Regions from separate parts of the Homo sapiens genome. Here all the other regions are linked to region 3. Evidence: chromatin contacts called from ENCODE Hi-C data. All regions are on one chromosome and are shown on one strand. The core of a region is the stretch at or near the end of the contact, and the rest is flanking DNA. Distances in the headings are between cores, read along the strand shown. Region 1 holds the start of TMF1 (TATA element modulatory factor 1). Region 2 holds the start of CCDC66 (coiled-coil domain containing 66). Region 3 holds the start of PSMD6 (proteasome 26S subunit, non-ATPase 6). Region 4 holds the start of PPP4R2 (protein phosphatase 4 regulatory subunit 2). Region 5 holds the start of PDHB (pyruvate dehydrogenase E1 subunit beta).

What was found. Hi-C counts contacts between places; a loop is a spot of excess contacts on that map. Pooled maps may share reads with other maps.
Region 1: a pooled map shows a loop between it and region 3 (4-fold over the local background). The contact joins the promoter of TMF1 here to the promoter of PSMD6 in region 3. A Hi-C loop is called at or near these places in 4 of 50 pooled maps.
Region 2: a loop to region 3 is called in a pooled map, with 6 times the contacts of the local background. The contact joins the promoter of CCDC66 here to the promoter of PSMD6 in region 3. A Hi-C loop is called at or near these places in 2 of 50 pooled maps.
Region 4: a pooled map shows a loop between it and region 3 (5-fold over the local background). The contact joins the promoter of PPP4R2 here to the promoter of PSMD6 in region 3. A Hi-C loop is called at or near these places in 2 of 50 pooled maps.
Region 5: a loop to region 3 is called in a pooled map, with 14 times the contacts of the local background. The contact joins the promoter of PDHB here to the promoter of PSMD6 in region 3. A Hi-C loop is called at or near these places in 4 of 50 pooled maps.

The regions. Positions count from the first base shown.
Region 1 is chr3:69,051,011-69,053,710 of GRCh38, forward strand. TMF1 (TATA element modulatory factor 1) reads right to left here and starts at 1,323. Exons shown (of 17, transcript NM_007114.3): 1 at 935-1,323. The coding sequence starts at 1,076. RefSeq lists an enhancer at 915-1,384.
Region 2 is chr3:56,555,794-56,558,493 of GRCh38, forward strand. CCDC66 (coiled-coil domain containing 66) reads left to right here and starts at 1,382. Exons shown (of 18, transcript NM_001141947.3): 1 at 1,382-1,460. The coding sequence starts at 1,450. RefSeq lists enhancers at 825-1,497, 1,498-2,169, 1,638-1,797.
Region 3 is chr3:64,022,086-64,024,785 of GRCh38, forward strand. It overlaps PSMD6 (proteasome 26S subunit, non-ATPase 6), which reads right to left and starts at 1,409. Exons shown (of 8, transcript NM_014814.3): 1 at 1,190-1,409; 2 at 233-438. The coding sequence starts at 1,334. LOC105377121 (a long non-coding RNA gene) reads left to right here and starts at 1,990. Exons shown (of 3, transcript XR_940906.3): 1 at 1,990-2,066; 2 at 2,540-2,657. RefSeq lists enhancers at 711-1,333, 1,018-1,367, 1,334-1,955 and a silencer at 1,518-1,617.
Region 4 is chr3:72,995,385-72,998,084 of GRCh38, forward strand. PPP4R2 (protein phosphatase 4 regulatory subunit 2) reads left to right here and starts at 1,427. Exons shown (of 9, transcript NM_174907.4): 1 at 1,427-1,687; 2 at 2,693-2,700. The coding sequence starts at 1,654. LOC124909395 (a long non-coding RNA gene) reads right to left here and starts at 1,807. Exons shown (of 2, transcript XR_007095961.1): 1 at 1,723-1,807. RefSeq lists enhancers at 1,052-1,101, 2,362-2,411 and a silencer at 1,282-1,911.
Region 5 is chr3:58,432,560-58,435,259 of GRCh38, forward strand. It overlaps PDHB (pyruvate dehydrogenase E1 subunit beta), which reads right to left and starts at 1,273. Exons shown (of 10, transcript NM_000925.4): 1 at 1,209-1,273; 2 at 1,072-1,125. The coding sequence starts at 1,250. LOC107986092 (a long non-coding RNA gene) reads left to right here and starts at 1,036. Exons shown (of 4, transcript XR_007095933.1): 1 at 1,036-1,683. RefSeq lists enhancers at 1,029-1,248, 2,291-2,700 and a silencer at 1,309-1,548.

The DNA.
Region 1 (2,700 bases), core at 73-2,572, 5.0 Mb after region 3:
ACCATCCAGAAATCTTGGGTCACACATTTTCCGGCTAATACCTCCGGCACATTCTAATCCTCCTCCGCCGTGTGACCTAGAGCAAGTTACTTGGCCATTCTGGGCCTCATTTTCCTCTTATGTAAAACACGGATATAAACCAAGCTCTCTCTGGGAGTTGTTCTGAAGATGAGAAGGCCATAAAAAAGCACATTACAGGCTCGTGCCTGTAATCCCAGCACTTTAGGAGGCCGAGGTGGGTGGATCGCCTTAAGTCAGGAGTTCCACCAGCCTGGCCAACATAGTGAAACCCCGTCCCTACTAAAAATACAAAAAGTTGCCGGGCGTGGTGGTGGGCGCCTGTAATCCCAGCTACTAGGGAGGCTGGGGAAGGAGAATCGCTAGAACCTGGGAGGCGGAGGTTGCAGTGAGCCGAGATCGCGCCACTGCACTCCAGCCTGGGCGACGGAGTGAGACTCCGTCTCAACAACAACATAAAACCACATTACGCGCTACCAAGCGCGAAATGTTCACTGACTGTTAGCGATTGTTCTTCCCTTCCCTGATGATTTACGTACTTCAGACCTTGGATCCCAACAGTGCCCGAGACGCGAAGCAATTCGAGGTTCAGGTTCGGGAAGGTTGTGCTTGGAAGCTGCGTCGAGGGAGAGCTTGAGGGCAAGACCAACCAACCAAGTCCCCTGTCATCCAAGTCCACAAGCCTCGCACCCAGGACCAAAGAAAGACAAGGGGGAACCTGGATCTGGGTTTTCCCTCAGGAAAACAGCAAAGACCGACTTGGAGGCTGAAGCAGCATTAGGGAACGGGCCGGGGAGAAATTACTTCCTGAAAACTCTCTCAGCAAGGAAGGACCCCTCTCTACACCACTTAACCTGCCTGCATCAAGAGAACAGCAGCCTCCGGGAGCCAGGAACCCCGCTCCTCTCTCTCTTACCCGGCTCTCCATACGGAATGGTCTCGGCCCAGATGCTCGGCTCCTCTTCCTGGATGTCCAGAACCCTGTCAATAGACTTCTGGGCCTGGGACAGGGCCTGCTTAGCGAAGCTGGAGAGCTGGGAGGCGTTGAACCAACTCATCGCCCCTCCTCAGCCGGCAGTGGCGGCGGCAGCACCAAGCGGGAAGGCCTCAGGCCTGGGGAAGGGTGCAGAGGAACGGCTTCGCTCCCCTTTTCCACTCGGCTGGTTCTGTCAGCGTGTGGCCATTACCCCGACAGCCTCCCGCGAGCCCGGGATGTTACCCTCGGCCGTTCCCGCACAGCTGAGACGAAGGGGGCCCATGTGCGCATGCGCTTGCTTCTTCCACGTACACAGCAACCAAATCTACGAGCCCAGAGTTCGGTCGACAGACGGAAGAACAGAAGAACGTTGACGTCACATCCGGGAGCGCAGGGTTGCCGTTAGTTACCGAGGAACGCGGAAGGGTTTCTATTGATGTCGATTTCGTGCTTACAGCAGTTCTTAGCGAAGGGGAAGCTATGGCTACCGATAGAGGTCGATTTCCCCGGAAGGAATATTCAAGTTTTCGTGTGTGTGCTTTCCAGGAAAATAGTTCACGTGCTAAAAGCTTGCACCTTGCCAGCAATAATTGCAAAGGGAAATTGGGCCTCACACTTCTCTTAGCCCTTTGTCTCAAATATTTAATAAGCTCTGTATTAACTTGGTATTGTAAGGAGAAACACTTGTTTGGGCTTGCCTAAAAGACAGGATCACGTATGAACACTGTGTCCAACTCGTGGAACACATGGTGCATAAAGCACAACCTCTCTCTCAAAATAGTAGTAAACTCATTGCTGCAGTCAAAATACCCCTAATACTGTGGTCTGTCGGTGTCCCCTGCACAAATTCCTATGTTGAAACCTAATCTCCAATGGGACAGTATTAAGGGGAGCCTTTAGGAGATGATTAGATGATGATGGAGCCCTCATAAATGGGGTTAGTGCCCTTATAAGAGAGGCCCAAGGGAGCTCACGGCAAGAAGGCACCAACTCTAAGCCAGAATAGCAGCCCTCACCAGACACCAAATCTGCCGGCTCCTTATCTTGGACTTCTCAGCCTCTAGAACTGTTAAGAAACAAATTGCTACTGCTTATAAGCCACCCAGTTTATGGCAATTTGTTACAGCAGTCCAAATGGACTAAGACACCTAGGAAGCACTAAAGCTGTTATCCTAACAATGTGCACTGTGCATATTACTTAAAACATAACCTTTTCTGTGTGCATTCTCTTCGAACATTTGGACATGGGAAAATACCTTAAATTGGTGGCCTTCCTAATCCAGTCTGCAGCTATATTTGGTTTGGGCCCAAGTTAAAGACAAAATCCTAACTAAAAGCCAGATTTCATTCAAAAATCTAGATTTCCAGCTGCTTTTGAAAAATATGAATACCAAGCATGGGAATAGTCAGCCAGAGTGGTCACCAAATAATTTTCACTCACTCCAGTTTGCCACAGACCCCTATCACTCATCCTATTACACCCTCCCTGCTGTGATTATTTACCTTATATGCCTGCCTCCCATATTTGAATATTTTACCCCACTGCAAGGAACTCTGCAAAAAAGAATTATTTTTCTTTTAAAAAATCAGATTGAACCCCTTAAGAAGTTATAATCATCTTCCAATAATTTTATCTAACTACAGTAAAAACTTGCATGTTAAAACTAACAATTTAGTCATGTACACAAGTAGTACCAAGTAACTCA
Region 2 (2,700 bases), core at 132-2,631, 7.5 Mb before region 3:
TGTTATGAAAACAGTTTGGCAGTTTCTCGAAAAGTTAACCATAGAATTACCATGTGACCCAGTAATTCCACTCTTAGGTGTATACCAAGAAAATTGAAAATAGGGATTCAAACAGATACTTGTACATCAGTGTTCACTACAGCATTATTCACAATAACTAAAAGATGGAAACAACCCAAATGTCTATTAATGGATGAATGAGTAAACGAATTGTGGTATATATATACATAGAATGGAATACTATTCAATCATAAACAGATATGAAGCTCTGATACATCCTACAACATGGATGCACCTTGAATACATTATGTTACTTGAGAGAAGACACAAAAGGACAAATATTGTATGATTCCACTTTTATGACATGAAGTATCTATAATAGGCAAATTCCTAGAGACAGAAATAAGATTAGAGGTTTCTTAGGATTGAGGGGAGAGGAAAATGGGAAGTTGTTGCTTAATGGGTACAGAATTTTTATTTGGGGGTACTAAAAAGCTTTTGGAAAAATATACTGGCGTATTCCACAACATTGTATCATGGAATTGTCACTTGAAAATGGCTAAAAATAGCAAATTTTAACACACATATTACAACAATAAAAAATAAAAAAGTAAAGGTTTGTCAGGCATTTAATAATTAATACCTTTCATTGTTTTTGTCTGGAAAGAGTGTGTGCAAAGATACTTAACAACCAAATGTAATGTGTGATCCTTGATCGGCTCTTGCATTTTTTTTTTTTTTTTTTGAGACGGAGTCTCACTCTGTCGCCCAAGCTGCTGGAATGCAGTGGCGCGATTGGCTCTTGCTTTCTAAATAAAATGCCTATAAGATATTCTTAGGACAAGTGGGGGAAATTAAATCGGGAAGAGAATTATTATGAAATTAATGATCTTAGGTATAATAATTGTACTGCGGTTATGTAGCAGAACATCTATTCTTAGGAGATACATGCTGCAATGTTAAAGGGTTAAGTGTTACAATGTCTGCAATGTTAAAGGGTTAAGTGTTACAATGTCTGTAACTTACTTGCAAATGGTGACCCCAAAAAGGTGTGTGTGTGTGTGTGTGTGTGTGTGTGTGTGTGTGTGTGTGTGTGTGTGTGTGTGTGTGTCTGTGTACGCGCTTTGGAAGGCTACAATTGCGAGAAGCGCAGGTCTCCGCCACCGAAGCTTTAGACTCATAAGCCGGGTCAGGCCAAATTCCGCTGTGCGTAGGGGAACAAACGGCACAAACGGGGCACAAAAGGGGAACAAACGGCATACGCAACCGTCCCCGCGGGAGCCCCGGCCCAGCTCAGCGCACCCGCCAGCATGCCCCACCCTGATTGGTCCACTTGCTCAGCTCGCCGGCACCCCTATATCCAATTGGCGTAGCGCTTGCTGAGCGGCGGCGGCAACCGACGTACACAAGGGGCTTGAGCGTTCTGTGGAGAGAGTGCGAGGTCAGGCCATGAACTTGGGGTAAGCAGGGGTAAGCTGGGGTAAGCTGGGGTAAGCAAGGTGGTCGTCAGCGGAGAGGGAGGCATGTGTGTCTGGGTTGTCCCTTGGAGTCTTTACTGGAGAACGTTCCCAACCTGCGCCGCCGAGAGGGGCAGAGCCCAGTTCTCGGGTAGAAGATCGAGGCAGATGGGTCGGCCCTTAGCGACTCCACAGACCTTACGTTTTCACTTAATGACTAGCATTAAAACTGCCAGTGATCCCCTTTCGGTCCCTTATTTACCTCAGGATGAGGAGGGAAGAGAGGTGAGGAGGAAAGGAGAGAAATGACGAGACAGTTAGAGGAAGCGTGGCGGCTCCTGGGGAGGACTCCTGGCCCATGCCCCGGGTTCTTCGCCACCTTGTTTTTGGAGTCTTGCAGAATGTTGAAACGCCCAAATTCGTTTTAGGCCCACGAGGCGGGGAACCAGGCTTCTCAAGAAATCGATGTAGTACCAGTGCCTAACACCTAGTAGGCGCTCCTTAAGTAGGGGTGAATAAATAAAAAGGGCTGGTGCATGGTCTTCATCACTCGCAAGTTTGATATTTTGAGAAGATGAGAAGCCACCAAACTCAGACCTAACTACACATCGTTCAGCAAATGTTATTATGTTTTAGAATCTGGGGATATGGAAATAAATAAGATAGTGTGTCCCTTAAGGAGATTACAGTGCAGTGCGTCATTGAAGGTACTTTACCATTGAAGCTCTTTTCTTTCTTGGTGACGTTTCACCAACATAAACACGAACTGTTCATAACCCTACAATAAGGAAAGCCGTAAAACCTATTCTTTCCAGTGTTTTACCTTTAATAGTTAAGGTGAGGTAATTTGATTTCCCCTACCTGAGCAACACCGCAAATTTCGCATTCCTAATCAGACCTTTCCCAGCCTCTCTCTCCCTTGACTGGCTTGCTGGATTTAATTTTCTCTCTCTGAATTATGGACTGTATGTATGGGCTGCCATTTTTGTTCTCAGTGGAGTTTTAGGACCTTAACAGACGTTCAAGTTTTGTTGGCAGTGGCTACTGTTACTTTATGCCTTTGCTTCTGATATGCACGTATAAAGCACCATACTAAATATCACTATGTATTATTTGAAATATTGAAAGTGGTACTCTTTGCTCAAGCAGTTACTAACCTTGATGGCATTGTTAGTAGTCATATCGATGCTCCAGCACTCCATAGAATGTTTTAGTCATGAGTTCATTATGAAACTAATGAATG
Region 3 (2,700 bases), core at 159-2,658:
ATGGGGTGAAATGGGGAAGAATACAGCCCTAGCTGCTGTTTGGGGAAATGACAAGGCATTTCATGGAGACGACTTTTTCATCTTTACATTGATTCACCAGTACAAGCAAGCATGATTACCTTTATACTTTTTCTAAAACGAAGTTAATTTTTTTAATGAGAAACGATTACCTGGAATAGTCTCCAATTTTAGCCTATACTAACTACAGAGAGGGAAAACCATCTCTACTCACTTTGTCACCTATCCGGCAGAGGTACTCGGCCTTTGCCATCATTGCATCGCGAATTTCGCTCTCTCCTAGATTCTTCTCTGCATCTTCCAGCTCCTCATCCAAACGCTTCAACTCATCTTCATTTGCCTTCTTCATTTTATTGAGTAGGTCCACGTCTATCTGCCAGTCGAGGGATTTGCACAAGGCTTCATAGTAAGGAGCCATGTCTAACATGCAAAAAGAGGGATGTGTGAGTGGGGACACTTGTGCCCTCAAGTCAAAGTCTGCCCACGTATTTCACCCCCCGCCCCGCCACAAGTCATCCACCAGTCTCTTCCCCACTAACAGGAAGGCATGCGATGGCGCTTAATAATCGGCTTGGCAAAACATAAACGTATGCTGGTGGGAGGTTTGCGTGACGGCCAATCCTGGCAATGCCAACCTCTACTAGGGCTGGAGGGAGGGCAATCCTCGGTTTGCTCTTGCCGGATTCTGTTCCAAAAGTCTTCAAACAGGGAAAGACTTTTTATACACACATACTCACATACATATGTTCAAACATACACATTCACTACAGAAGGGCCAGAAAGAACCGAACCCAAATTTCCCTTCCACAGGCAAGCTGAACTCTCCCACAGGAATACCCCGCGCCCGGGAGCAGTCCCCACTGACAGAAAGTCACGGGGCCTTTACTCTGTGCCTAGCACAGGGGTAAATATTAATGCCTCACGATTCTCCCCCAAGCTGCCCTTACAGGGGAAGGCGGCACAGAGAGATGCAGACCCCGCTGAGGCAAGTCGAGGTCCCCCAGGGTATCCCCAAACCAAAGCAAAACCCTAAGGGCCGGAGAAGCCAGGCCTGGTCTCTGAGACCCCGTCAGAGGGGTCTGGAGCTCCATCAAAAAAAGTCCCCGCAGGCTCCGGAACGCGGGGACGGCCCAGGCCTAGGCCGCTGACTCGGCGCTCGTGCGGGCCTCACTGTTATCGCGGACGGCCGCCATCAGCTCGTCGCGCACGGCAGCGTCTCCGCGGTGCTCGGGCAGGCTGAGCAGGAAGCGCAGCTGCGCGATACGCAAGTCGGGGTTCTTGGGCAGACCCTCCTCCTCCAGGTTCTCCAGCGGCATCGCGGCGAAGGGGACAGCGGCTGACAGGACACAACTTGGTTACGACCGGCTGCGGCAGCGGAAGCGGGAGGAGTCGGCGAATACGCCCGGCCGCCTGCGGCCCGGCTTCCGGTCCCGTCTCCGCCGGCAGCGTCCTCTGCTGGACACCTCCGGGAACGCCTCACCCGGCCTGGGCGCCTGCGCCCCTGTGTGGTCACGGGGGCTTTTCCACCCTCAAGGCCCCCTGCGGAGTCCCAGAGTGGGTGCAGCCCAACTCAAAAGCCCAATTTCTTGAATCTCTTTCTCACTCCCTTTTTAGCTATTTTACTTTCCGTTTGTAACTGATGGGAGCTTAAAATTTTTTGAAAACTGAAAATGTAATAACAGCATTAATAAAAACAATCACCATAGTTTGTCGAGTCGTTACTCTCATTCATCTTATTAAAATCATCTTCATGCTGCGAGGTAGTACTATTAGCCTATTTAGTAGGTAAGACAAATGAGGCACAAAGAGGTTAGGGAAACAGACCAACCAAGGTCATGTAACAGCCATGTCGCAAGGCCTAAATGAAAACCCCTATCTAGAACTCTAAAATCCACATTCTTTCTGCGGTTTTAAGAAGAAAAAAAAACTGCACCCAGGATTCTACGTCATAGTACAACAGCATCATCGTTTTGTTTACACATAAATTAAATCATTACATGCCTGCATTTTCAGCTTCCTTTTGTTCACATTGCTACAGATCTTCAGAGGTGGTAATCTTTACATTAAATTCCTTTTTTTTTTGAAACGGAGTCTTGCCCTGTCACCCAGGCTGGAGTGCAGTGGCACAATCTTGGCTCACTGCAACCTCTGCCTCCCAGCTTCAATCGATTCTCCTGCCTCAGCCTCCCAAGTAGCTGGGATTACAGGCCTGCACCACCATGCCGGGCTAATTTTTGTATTTTTAGTAGAGACGGGGTTTCACCATGTTGGCCAGGCTGGTCTTGACCTTCTGACCTCAAGTGATTCCCCCGCCTCAGTCGTCCAAAGTGCTGGGATTACAGGTGTGGGCCACCATGCCTGGCCTAAATTCCATCTAATGGATTTACCATAATTTACTTTCACTCTTCCCTCTGTTAGAGGTGTCTTTAGGTTGACCAGAGTTTTTACTTACCTAATATAAAAACTTGGATGAAGACTTTGGATGTCTAGATCACTTCATGTTTTGCATCTTTTTCCTTAGCATAAAATCCCATGAAGGAATAACGGACAAAGGGAAGAAGGATTTTGTGACTTGGGGATATTTAATGTTAAATGGTTTTCCAAAAGAGCTGAACCAGTTTACACAGCTGCTGAAACAGGTGAGACTGCCACATCTCACAGGCAGTAGGCATCATCACATAA
Region 4 (2,700 bases), core at 177-2,676, 9.0 Mb after region 3:
AGCCACCGTGCCCGGGCAGTACCTTTTCTTTTAAAAGCTCACAGATGAGTATAAAAATGTCCACGCACTGGCTGGGAGCCAGATGATTTGGGTTCTGGGTTCTAGTTCTGTCTCCCCAGACTTGCTGTCTGTGACACAGCTTTCCCATTTGTAAAATGTCAGGGCTGCAGAGGACTTCTGAGGTTTCCGCCCTCTCCTACCTCCTGGGAGATTATGTCATGTAATAATGCTAACAGTGGTAATAAAAACCCAGCCACGTTGAGTGTTCCAGGTTTCACGCACTGTGCCAAATGTTTCACATTTGCCATTTCACTCAATCCTCGTGGCCGTTTTACAACCCTCATTTTATAAATAAGAACCCTGAAGCTGCCTGAGTTTAGGTAACTACTTCAGGGCCACACAAGGAGTAAGTAGTTGAGTTGGGATTTGAATATTGATTCCAAACCTTGAGCTCTTAATGACTTTGCTGTATACATTACTTCTTGCCACAGGTGGGCCAGTGACGAACGAACGTTGGGTTAAGCAGGGAGGTATTCTTGTTAGGATTATTAGCAATGCTTAGTGTATGTATGTATTGTTAATTTTATTATTATTTTTTTGAAACAGTCTCGCTTTGTCGCCTAGGCTGGAGGCAGTGGCGCGATATCGGCTCACTGCAACCTCCGCCTCCTGGATTCAAGCGATTCTCGTGCCTCAGCCTCCCGAGTAACTGGGATTACAGGCACGAGCGACCACGCCCGACTACATTTTGTATTTTTAGTAGAGACGGGGTTTCGCCATGTTGGCCAGGTTGGTCTTCAACTCCTGACTTCAGGTGCTCCGCCCGCCCCAGCCTCCCAAAGTGCTGGGATTACAGGCTTGAGTCACCGCGCCCGGCCTGTATTTATTTTTATATAGAGAAGGGCGAGGGAGCGGGGTCATTTTGTTACCCAGACTGGTCTCGAACTCCTGGGCTCAAGCGATCCTCTCGCCTCGGCCTCCCTCCCAAAGTGTTGGGATCACCGGCCTGAGCCCCCTGCCCGGCCTCGCTCTACGTTTTTTAGGCGCATTCTGAACGTGAAGTGTATACACTGAATTCTCACAGCAACTGCATAGGGCATCAGTACCAGTGCCCTTACTGTACAGATGGGGAAAATGAGGCTCAGACAGGCGAAGTAAGTAGCTTAAGTTCACACAGAGAGGAAATGGCAGGGATTCAAAGCCTAGGAGTCCGCCTGCAACCCTCTCGCCTGACCGTCCAGTCTTCAGCTCCGCGGAGCCTGGGCCTGGGGCTGGGGCTGGGGCTGAGGCTCTGGAAGCCGCCGGGACGCAGACGCCACTGGGCCCCAGCGTCACACCTCGGCCGCGCACGCGCTCTCGGGTTCCGGGCCGGAGCGCGCGGCGGGAGCGAGGACGGCGGCAGGGAGCGTGCGCGCGGTGACGTACCGGGCGCCATGTTGGAGGGTTGGTGGTAGCGGCTTGGGGAGGTGCTCGCTCTGTCGGTCTTGCTCTCTCGCACGCTTCCCCCGGCTCCCTTCGTTTCCCCCCCCCGGTCGCCTGCGTGCCGGAGTGTGTGCGAGGGAGGGGGAGGGCGTCGGGGGGGTGGGGGGAGGCGTTCCGGTCCCCAAGAGACCCGCGGAGGGAGGCGGAGGCTGTGAGGGACTCCGGGAAGCCATGGACGTCGAGAGGCTCCAGGAGGCGCTGAAAGGTGGGGGTAGCTGCCCCCTCTCCATTCCCCCTCACCTTCTCCGGCTCGCTCTTCTCTCCTTTCAGGGCGGATGGTTCCGAGGACCGGGGCCGGGCGCGGCGTGGGGAGAGTGCTTCCCGGGCTCCCATCCCCCTCCACCTCCCCAGGGGCGGGGAGCCCTGTGGGCAGCTCTCTCCCGCCCCGCTCTGGCTTTGTGTCGGCCGCCGGCGTCTGGGCTGGGGGAGGGGAGCCGGGGAAACTCTTGCGGGGGCCCCAGTCTTTCTCCCACCCGTTCAGGGGACGAGTGGCGGACCCGCAGACCCCTCCCTCCCAGATATCCTCTTTTCTCCACCAGGCTACCCGTACGCTAGGCGTTGGGGTGGGAGAAAAAGTAAACGGTTGGTGGGGGCGGGGGTAGGGGGTAGCATCGCAACTTTTAAGTTGTCTCAGTATGCCTTTTTCAGGGCTTTTGAAGTCATCTTTCCGCGCCCTAATTTCGAGGTGGTTGCCTTCACTGTTCTTGATTGCACGCCTTCCACGCAACAGGCTTGAGAACAGTGGCTTACAAACTTCGAGTAGAGAGATTTCAGCGTTTTGAGAATTATTCTTTGACATTCAGAATCATTTGGGGACGGCAACTTGGGGTAGTTGGTGCTTCTTAGAAAGGCAGATTTATGGACTTAGATGAACAATTGGTGGGAGTCGGGGCCTGGGGATTTTTATTTTCACTGGATTCCCAGCTTAATATAATGCTGGTGTTCCCCCGGACCACACTTCGAGAAGCACTGCGTTAAAAATGGTTTGTGAAGTTGAGTGCCCCCTTTAGGAGGATTCTTGTTATCTGTAAAGAGGGTGACATGTTGGAAGTAGAACTTGGAGGATTGAGGTGGTAATTTGGTTGAGAGGCCTTATTTTTTTAATTTTGTATTTAATTGATTTTTAATAAGGTAAAGGACTAGGAGGAAAGTTTGTTTTTAGAGCGCTTTTGAGAAAACTGATAACGTTTTTTTTTCTTCCTTCATCTAGATTTTGAG
Region 5 (2,700 bases), core at 23-2,522, 5.6 Mb before region 3:
GGTGGCGGGTGCCTGTAATCCCAGCTACTCGGGAGGCTGAGGCAGAATTGCTTGAACCCAGGAGGCAGAGATTGCAGTGAGCTGAGATAGTGCCACTGCACTCTAGCCTGGGCAGCAAGAGCAAAACTCCGTCTCAAAAAAAAAAAAGAAAATGTCGGGCTGAGCGAGGTGGCTCATGCCTGTAATCCTAGCACTTTGGGAGGCCAAGGCAGGCAGATCACTTGAGGCCAGGAGTTCAAGACCAGCCTGGGCAATATGGTGAGACCCTGTCTGTACTAAAAATACAAAAATTAGCCCGGTGTGGTGGCACCGGCATCTAATCACAGCTACTCAGGAGTGTGAGGCGCGAGAATCCCTTGAGCCCAGGAGGTGGAGGTTGCAGTGAGCTGAGATCGCGCCACTGCACTCCAACCTGGGTGACAGAGGGAGACTATCTCAAAAAAATATACATATATATATTATTCAGCCTTAGGAAAGAATCAAACTCTGACGCATGCTACAACATGGATGAACCTTGAGGACATTACGCTGAGATAAGCCAGACACAAAAGGACAAATGATGCCACTTATAAGAAGTTCTAGAATAGGCAACCTCATAAAGACAGAAAAGTACAACAGGGGTTACCAGGGGTTTGGGGAAGGGAAATGAGGAGTTACCGAGTAATGGACAGTTTCTGCTTGGGATGATTAAAAAGTTCTGGAAATGGATGGTGGTTAATGGTTGTACAACATGGTGAATGTACTTAATGCCACTGAATTATACACTTCTAAAAAGTACATTTTAAGTTAGGTCTATTTTGCTGCAATTTAAAGAAAAAAACATGGAGTGAGGGAGGAAACGCCTAGTCTTAGTTTTCCCCCATTGCCCAGCCAGCTGTGAGGTGGTGACTCGCCGGTGTGCTAATTGCCAGGCGGCGACAGAGGCAGCAGGAGCTCCACGGAGGATGCTGGCTCCGCAAACCCAAGGCCCACGGCGCCGGAAGGCCACAGCGCAGGCGCGACTCCGGCCTCCTTCCCGAGAGAAGGGGGGACCCTCCCCGCCCTCGTCCGACGAGCACCCGCGCCTGTTACCTGCAGCGCAGCCGGCGCGGTCCAGTGAAAGCGCCTCTTCAGCAGCCCGGAGACCTGGCAGGGAGAGAGGAAGATGACGGCGGGACGCAGGGTGGGCAGGGGTCGCGTGGGAATACAGGCCGCGCGCTGCTGCCTACCTCCCGAAGGGGTCTCCGCACCAAGCCAGACACCGCCGCCATCTTGGTCGTGTCCTCTATCCGCTGCCAAACGACAACAGAGGGGCCGGCAGACGTGAGCAGGCCCCGCCTCCACCGGCGCGGGCCAATGGCAAGGCGCGCCGGCTGCGTGACCCGCCCACCCGCCCACCGGGTGAGGGGCCGCGGGGCCGGGCTGAGGTGGCGTGTGGGTGGCCGTGCCCCTCTGCCTGGAGCCGCCTCAAATCAACTTTATTGACAGTAGGCGGTGACCGACAGGCGGGGTGCACGCTGGGCACACGTGCCTGGTCGGTGTTACTTGAAGCGTGGGGACTAGAAGTCAGACCCTGAGGAGCATGATCTCTGGAAGCTGGAGAGACCTTAAGAGTTAGGCCAACCTGTTGTGGGTGCTGGAATCCTTTGGGCACCAAGAAGTGCTTGCACACGCTCTACTGATGGGGAACTTAACACTTCATGAGTGAGTCTAGTCTTCCCTGGACAGTGCTGTCTGTTGATTCCTTATAATGCACATCATAGCTTTCATTGATTGCATTAAGCACCTACTGTGAGCCAAGCATTGAGATATGTGCTGTATAGCTCATTCTCACAGTACCCCACTTGGGTAATTAGTGTTATTATTATCTCCATTTTGAAGACGGTTAAACTGAAGCAGAAATTGATTAAATGAGCCGATATTTTAATTTAGGACTGTCTTGACTCTAAAGCATGGTCTTTTTCCCACTGCTTCCTAAAGCAGAAGTGGATTCCTGCTTGGGGGAAGGTTACAACAACTTTAGAGAAGGGCGGCCCTATGGATGTAGCAGGACAAGCCGCAGACGAAACTCCTCAGACACCGAGTTAAAGAAGGAAGGGGTTTATTCGGCCAGGGGCATGGGCAAGACTCTTGTCTCAAGAGCCGAGCTCCCTGAATGGGCAATTCCTGTCCCTTTTAAGGGCTCACAGCTCTAAGGAGGTGTGCGTGAGAGGGTCATGATTGATTGAGCAAGCAGGGGGTATGTGACTAGGGGCTGCAAGCACCGGTAATTAGACTGGAACAGGATAGGGATTTTCACAGTGCTTTTCTATACAATGTCTGTAATCTATAGTTAACATAACCGATTAGGTCGGGGTCGATCTTTACCAGGCCCAGGGTGTGGCACCAGGCTGTCTGTTTGTGGATTTCATTTCTGCCTTTTAGTTTTTACTTTTTCTTTCTTTGGAGGCAGAAATTGGGCATAAGACAATATGAGGGGTGGTCTCCTCCCTTATGGGGAGGTGCCAAACACTTGGCCATAGGGACAACCTCTGGAAGCTCATTAGTCTTAATTTGGCCCTTGGGGGTCAGATGGGACAATTGAGCACCCAGTCTCCACCCATCCCCAAGACATTCCAAACATTCCCTTCTATGGATCACAGCTGCAGGCTGCCAAATTAGGAATTTGCAACTTCCAGTAGGTTGCTGACTGGGAATGGGAGGGGGTGGAGGCAAAGGCAG